Linked DNA regions of Homo sapiens: region 2 is linked to region 1. A link is a contact called in ENCODE Hi-C or POLR2A ChIA-PET data. All regions are on one chromosome and are shown on one strand. The core of a region is the stretch at or near the end of the contact, and the rest is flanking DNA. Distances in the headings are between cores, read along the strand shown. Region 1 holds the start of GCC1 (GRIP and coiled-coil domain containing 1). Region 2 holds the start of FLNC-AS1 (FLNC antisense RNA 1).

The links. Hi-C counts contacts between places; a loop is a spot of excess contacts on that map. ChIA-PET counts read pairs that join two places held with the same protein, here RNA polymerase II (POLR2A). Pooled maps may share reads with other maps.
Region 2: a map of naive thymus-derived CD4-positive, alpha-beta T cell shows a loop between it and region 1 (9-fold over the local background). The contact joins the promoter of FLNC-AS1 here to the promoter of GCC1 in region 1. A Hi-C loop is called at or near these places in 1 of 168 maps with a recorded cell type or tissue (naive thymus-derived CD4-positive, alpha-beta T cell) and 8 of 50 pooled maps. POLR2A ChIA-PET finds 5 or more read pairs at or near these places in 1 of 52 experiments (T-cell).

Annotation. Positions count from the first base shown.
Region 1 is chr7:127,583,717-127,587,202 of GRCh38, forward strand. It overlaps GCC1 (GRIP and coiled-coil domain containing 1), which reads right to left and starts at 1,880. Exons shown (of 2, transcript NM_024523.6): 1 at 435-1,880. The coding sequence starts at 1,466. All of the region lies in intron 1 of LOC105375490 (a long non-coding RNA gene), which reads right to left. RefSeq lists enhancers at 1-509, 228-1,228, 1,229-2,228, 1,949-1,998.
Region 2 is chr7:128,860,690-128,864,175 of GRCh38, forward strand. It overlaps FLNC-AS1 (FLNC antisense RNA 1), which reads right to left and starts at 1,937. Exons shown (of 4, transcript NR_149055.1): 1 at 1,836-1,937. ATP6V1F (ATPase H+ transporting V1 subunit F) reads left to right here and starts at 2,167. Exons shown (of 2, transcript NM_004231.4): 1 at 2,167-2,373. The coding sequence starts at 2,216. RefSeq lists enhancers at 1,781-1,890, 1,971-2,460.

The sequences.
Region 1 (3,486 bases), core at 630-3,129:
TCTGGAAAATAGCACTTCTCCAGAACAGGCACATCTTGAGTAAAGGCAATGACAAGAGGTTACTTCTGAGAAAATCCCCTTTGCCTTCGGCCACTCTTCCTAGAGGCACATACCAACAGAAGACACGCTACCTTTTACTATACAGCTGCCACTATACTGCTTCATAGAGCACAGCTGGTAAGATGCCAATGCCCAGAAGTGCAGAGCTGTCTGGCTTCAACCCAGCCTACACTGAGAAGCTCCACATCCTCCTGGAAGCACATATGTCAACACCGCATAGAACAGGACTTCCCAGGTTCACTAGTGGAACTTCTCAGGTGGCATCAAAAATGACAGTATAGACACTTAGCTCTAACTAGCAAAGGAGGAAAAAAACCCTAATATTTCTCACTTCAGGTCAATGGCTGATGTTTGAAAGAGATATGGATAATTACCTTTCTCATTTCCTGCTGTAACTGAGCCTGGAAATGGCTCTTAAGGCGGGCAGCCTCTTCCTGAAGTTCTTGCAGCCGGGGATCTGGCTGATTCTTCTCATCTCGAATGGCCTGCAGTTCACTTTTCAGCTCCTCCACCTCACGGGTCAGCTGCTTGGTCTGCAGTTCAAATCCTTCCATCTGTTCAGCTGCATATGCTCGTCCTGCCAAGGCTTCTCGGGTCTCTTCTAACCTAAGCTCCAAGTCCTGGCGCTGGGTCCTCTCCTCCTGCAGCAGCTTCTGGAGCTCACGCAGCATCAAGGCATGGTCACTCTGCTCTTGGGCCCGATCATGCTGCTGCGTGATAAGCCGGGCTTTGGTTTCTGCTATTTGCTCCTGCAGCCCCTTCAATTCTCCCTCCAGGCGGGCCCTCTCCTCCTCCGCCTTGTTACTGGCATCCTCTAAGTCCTGTTTCATCTTTTTCTTGTCAGCCAAGTAAGAAGCCTCCATGCGGGACTTCTCCTGAGTGACTGTAGCCAAAGAACTGGTCAAAGTAGCCAACTGAGTCTTCAGCTGGTGCAGTCTTTTGTCCACCTCCCCACCTGCAAATGGCCCATCCCCACTGCTACTGCTAACGCCACTCTCGGACCAACTGGCCTCTTCGGACTTTGGAGGTGGTGGTCCACGGGCCGGTCTGTCATCTTCTACCCCAAACTCACCCTTGGTGCTGGTGAGACTGGCCGCAGTATCCAAGCTAGTGGCGGTCCCAGTGCTATCCTCGCTGTGAGTGGAGCACCGGTCATCCACAGAGTCAGGAAAGGTGAGGCCTGGAAGCTGGACACCTGCGAGGCCCACATCTGCCTCGTGGGATACCGACAGCACCTTGATGCTGGCCTCTAATGCCTCTTTCTCCTTCAGCAGGCTTTTATAGGCACGGACCACATCCTTGAGCCGTGCCTGGTACTGGAGAAGCTGCTTCTTCTGGGTCTCTATAGTCTCCAGCAAGTCCTTCTTGCTCGGGCCGCCCCCGAAATTCATCCCAAACTTCTCCATGGAGGGTCTGAACGGATTGCCCCACGTCAGCTTTCCAGCAGAACGGGAGAGGGCCGTGAAGACGCAGGCGGGGGCTTAAAGAAACAGCGAGCGGGCTGTCCGGCGGCGGGCCGCACACCTACTCCACCTAGTTATCCCGGACCTAATGCGGAACGGCCGGACGGACTGGCGAAAGCGGCCGCCCGGTCCCAGGCCCGGAGGGCTGGGGCGGATTCTACCCCGGAGGCGGGGCGACACTGGCACCAGAGGTGCGCACTGCCAGGGCTCGTTAGCGCTGGCCCAGAAGCCGCTCCGCACTCTCCGCTCGTCTGGGCCACAGCAGCCCGGGCCGGCCCCCTCGGCCCACGTCGGCCAGAGGGTTACGCTGAGCTCGGTCCCATCACGACATCCTAACTAAAGCTGCCTGCCGACAACGGCGCTTCCGTGTCCGCTGGAAGTGACGTCAGCGAGGCGCCGCAGGCTCCGCCCCCAGTGGGCCCAAGGTAGGCGGGGCCAAGTCGGCCGGTGGGTGGGCGCGGCCTGTTGAGAACGCAGTGGGGCCGCGAGCGGCAAAAAACAGGCTTGGGAAAGGCGAAGCCAGCAAAGTCGAAGACACCAGAGTGGCACCGGTTTTGTGAGAGCGCCCAAGCTTGACCTCGGGCTACGCTCAGCGAGCGACAGAGCAACGTCGCACTGCATTCTTACCAAACACCCAGGTGAACGACGCATCCAACGATTTGGGAGCTCAGGACCCATGGTCCCTAAAAGGCAACAATTAAGACTCCCATTTAGACCACGAAAACTGCAGTCCTCTATAGCACAGTGCTTGGTACCTAGTAGGCATACAGCCTAATAGTACCCTTCCTTAGTTCTGCTGAGTTGATTCCACAAATATTTACGGAGGGCACTCTATAGCCATGTCTATCCTGAGTGCCAGCTATATACCAGGAGCTCACAAGAGTTTTGCTATTTAGTCTTTACAGTAATTCTTGTAAGCACTATACTCATTAGCACTATTTTACAGATATGAAAACATGAGGCAGAAAGGTTATACGTAACATGCCCAAGGTCACACAGCTAGTAAGTTTAGGAGTTCTAATCAGTCTGATTCTCAACGTATCACGTGCTGTGCCAGATGGTAACACCATTAAGAGACACGACCTTGCCCTCAGGGAGCTCGCAATCTAGTGAGGAACCAGACATACAAATATGTCCTGCTATCACACCAGTATGTCTGGGTATATTCAAAGTGGTATGAAAGTTAAGAGGAAAGAGGCCTGTCTAGGTGAGGCATGGAAGGCTCTTGGGAATAATACTTTGGGATTTGAAGGATGAGTCGTGATTGTCCACCTAACCAGAGATCAGGGAAACTAGCATTCCAGGCAGGTGGAAAAAAATGCAAAGACCTGTAGGGTATCGGAGTTTGACTCACCCAGAAAGCATTCAGTAGCTTAGGGTATGTGAAGGAGGTGACAACAGAGGGGCTGGCACAATAGGTAGGGACCCAACTTATGGCATTTAAATTTTATCTTGGGTTATAGTAAGGCCCTAATGGATTTTAATCTGAAAAGTGGGATGTCATCAAGACTTGTATGACATGTTGGAGGGAACAAGGGGCAGGAAACCTGTGAGGAGACTTTCAGTCATGGGGAACAGAAGGTAGTGACAACAGAGATGGAAGCAAAGAGGCTGATAAAAGAGCTAAATGTAGAATTGACCTAACTTGGTGAACACTAGTTCTGTTATTATATTGGAACTCTCTAAAATGTACTCTTCAGCCTCGTAAAAGCCTTCTTAGGGATGCAAGTCTATGACTGAAGAGAAAAGGAAAGTCATTCACTCACTCATACCTGTTTCCCAAAGTCTGTCCTTGTTACAGACTTTGCAGATCAGGATGGGGCAGGCCCTGGAGGTCTGTTCAGACCCCGTTTCTCAGTGGCCCAAATAACATCAAGCTGTATTATACATAACATTCAGTCACATTATCAAATCATTTTAAGATTCACCATAACCCCTTAAGTTAGAACAAGTCTCATTTTAT
Region 2 (3,486 bases), core at 687-3,186, 1.3 Mb after region 1:
CCTCATAACAGCCCTATGAGGTGGGGCTACTACCATCTGAAGAAACCAAGGCCCTGGGAATTTCAGTGATGAGTCTGAAACCGTACCTTTAAGTAGTGGGGCACAGATTGAAACCCAGGTGTGCCCGAATCCCAAGCTTATCACACATACAATCGCTAGACCAGACCACGGGCACGTCTCAAGCACTCCAAACTCACAAACCCCATGCCAGACACCGGGAGTGCTGATTTGTTAAAAGGGAGGAGGAAAGAGTGGCTCCTTCCCCTTCAGCCTGCTCATCTTACAGAGGTCACTTTCTTGGCAATGTTACTCCCATCCATGTGCTGCACAGGCCAGAAACCTGGAAATCACCCAGGTCTCTCTCTCTACCTCACTCCCCAAACACATCCACTCTGAAACCAGTTTTGTCCTAAATATCTAAATATCTCTCGGCTCTACCTACTTCTCTGCGTTTCCCATTATCACCACCTGAGTCCTGGCCACCATTATCTCTCACAGTGGCCTCCCAATTTGGTTTCTCCTCCCTCAGTTTCGCCTCTGCACACAGCACAGTCAACAGTGAGTGACAGCTCTAAAACGTAAGTTTGGCGATAGCACTCTCTTACTTGAAATCCCTCAGCAGCTTCAGGATAACTGTCCTCAGGATAACTTCCAGATCTTTTTTTTTTTTTTTTTTTTTTTTTAGACAGAGTCTCACTCTGTCACCTAGGCTGGAGTGCAGTGGCGCCATCTCAGCTCACTGCAACCTCCCTTGCCCGGGTTCAAGCAATTGTCCTGCCTCAGCCTCCCGAGTAGCTGGGACTACAGGCACACACCACCTCACTGGGCTAATTTTTTTTGTATTTTTAGTGGAGATGGGATTTCACCATGTTGGCCAGACTGGTCTCAAACTCCTGACTTCAGGTGATCTACCCGCCTCAGCCTCCCAAAGTGCTGGGATTACAGGCGTGAGCCACCGCGCCCAGCCTGCAGATCCTTTTTTTTTTTTTTTAGACAGGGTCTCGCTCTGCTGCTCAGGTTTAAGTGCAGTGCCGTGATCATAGCTCACTGTAACCTTGAACTCCTGAGTAAGCCCTGCTGCCTCAGCTTCTCGAGTACCTGGAACTATAAGTGTGCACCACCACGCCTGGCTAATTTTTTTTTTTTTTTTTTTTTTTTTTTTTTGAGACAGAGTCTCGCTCTGTCACCCAGGCTGGAGTGCAATGGCACAATCTCGGCTCACTGCAACCTCCGCTTCCCGGGTTGAAGCAATTCTCCTGCCTCAGCCTCTCGAGTAGCTGGGACTACAGGCGCCCACAACCACGCCCGGCTAATTTTTTGTGTTTTTAGTAGAGACGGGTTTTCGCCATGTTGGCCAGGCTGGTCTCAAACTCCTGACCTCAGGTGATCCACCTGCCTCAGCCTCCCAAAGTGCTGGGATTACAGGTGTGGCGTGAGCCACCATGCCTGGCCTTACCAATTATTTAACTTTCCTTGAAGGCCCTACGCTCTCTAGTCAGTACGCCTTTGCACATGCTGTTCCTCTGCCTAGAACACCGTCTTGTCCTCACTTCTATCCCCTTCATCCTGCAGGTCCTTCAGGTCTCAGCTTAGATCTGAAGCAAGCTTCTTGGGGAAGGGTTCTTTGGACGCCCCCTCTCTCCATGGGTTAGTTACCATGGATGTGTGCTTCCATATACTTTTCACATTCTAACCATTAACACACAGCTTTGTAGTCGCCTGTTCCCTTGACTTTCCACCTCACTAGGCAGTATCATCATTAACTTTTGCATTCCTTTAACTGAACAAACGTGTGTTACTTGTTAACTATGTGTCATAGTTACACACATACATACACGATAAAGACCCAGACCCTGCCCTTGAGATGAGTAACTGCGTCTCTTCTCTGGGGTCTCGGCGTCTAACAGCGTCAGGTCCAAAGCGCTTGTTGAACGAATGAACCAAGGAACGAGTGAATGAACGAATGAATGCCCGCGAAGGACGTGGTGCCGCGCGGTCTTCTGGGAATCGTAGTCCCCTGGTTCGGGCCTGTCTTTACGGCGCAGGCGTATTCACATGGAGGCCGTGTTGCTGTTAATGCGCATGTCCCGGAATGCGGCTGGGAGGACTGCGCATGCTCGAAGGGTGGGGGTTGAGGCCGACGGGGCGCCGTACGGCGGAGGCGGGGTTTCAGTGGCTTCTGGTGCTCTAGGGTGAGCTCTGCCCGGCTGCAGGGATGGCGGGGAGGGGTAAGCTCATCGCAGTGATCGGAGACGAGGACACGGTGACTGGTTTCCTGCTGGGCGGCATAGGGGAGCTTAACAAGAACCGCCATCCCAATTTCCTGGTGGTGGAGAAGGATACAACCATCAATGAGATCGAAGACACTTTCCGGTACGGTACCGCGCGAGGCCTGAACGGGCCCTTCTGCTGCTCGGTGGAGTGCGGGGCGAGGCTGGAGGCTGCCCGGACGGGGGTGAGGGGACGATCCTGAAAGTCCTTCCGCCCTTCCGGAGCGGAGGCCTCCGCGCCCCAAGTCCCCGTTTGGGGCTCGGTGGGACAGAAGCTGTATCAGGTCCACGAGCCCCCCCACCTCACATGATCGTGTGTCATGAAAGAAGGGGAACAGAGCTCGTGACAGCCTAGACAGTGGGCTTGGACTTTGTTCTGCTTTCTCCTCCTTTAGAGGCTCACCATCGTCCCGTAAGGCAGGGATGATTTTTGTCCTACTCACAGGTGAGAAAACTAAAGCTCGGAGAGGGTAAGGCACACACTAAAGTTACGAGTCGGCAGAGGCAGAGCTAGAATTTGAACCCAATCTCAACCCTTTCTGCCTCCGGTAAGCCAGGTACACACTCTTGGCAGGTCTCCTCAGGCGGCCTCGGAATTTCCTTGTAGTCTTGAGCACAGTAGGCAGAAATGTCGGGACTGTGAGAGCCTTCTGCTAAGACCTTGCACTCAAGCCCTCACTGCCTGCCTTAGGTCAGAGTGTGGGTGCAGGCATGCTTTTAATCCACCAGGGGTCCTGGTGACTGGAATTAAGGATACCAGCCTCCTATTTTATTCCTCACCCCTTCTCCAGGGCCCCTGTACCAAGTCTCAGGAATAAACCACTCACCTGTTTCCCCCAAACAGTCCAGCCCAGGGCTGCTGGCTGAGACTGGTTCCTGCTGCCTGGTGTATTAGGTAGTCCCTGACCTGGGAGGCTGTTATCTGCCATTCTCTAAGCTGTCTGGTAAAGTGACCCAAGTTATCATGGGAGAAGGACAAATTTTACTTCAAGAATTTTTTATGTTTCCAACCAAAAGGGACCTCAGAGATCAAATCTAACCCAGTGACTGGCAGGGGGTGGGTGCTCAGTAAGTAATTTTTAATCAGTAAATAAACGAATGAGTCTGGGTGCAGTGGCTCACGCCTGTAATCCCAACAGTTTTGGAGGCCGAGGCGGGTGGATCACCTGAGCTCGGGAGTTTGAGACTAGCCTGACCAATATGGTGAAACCCCATT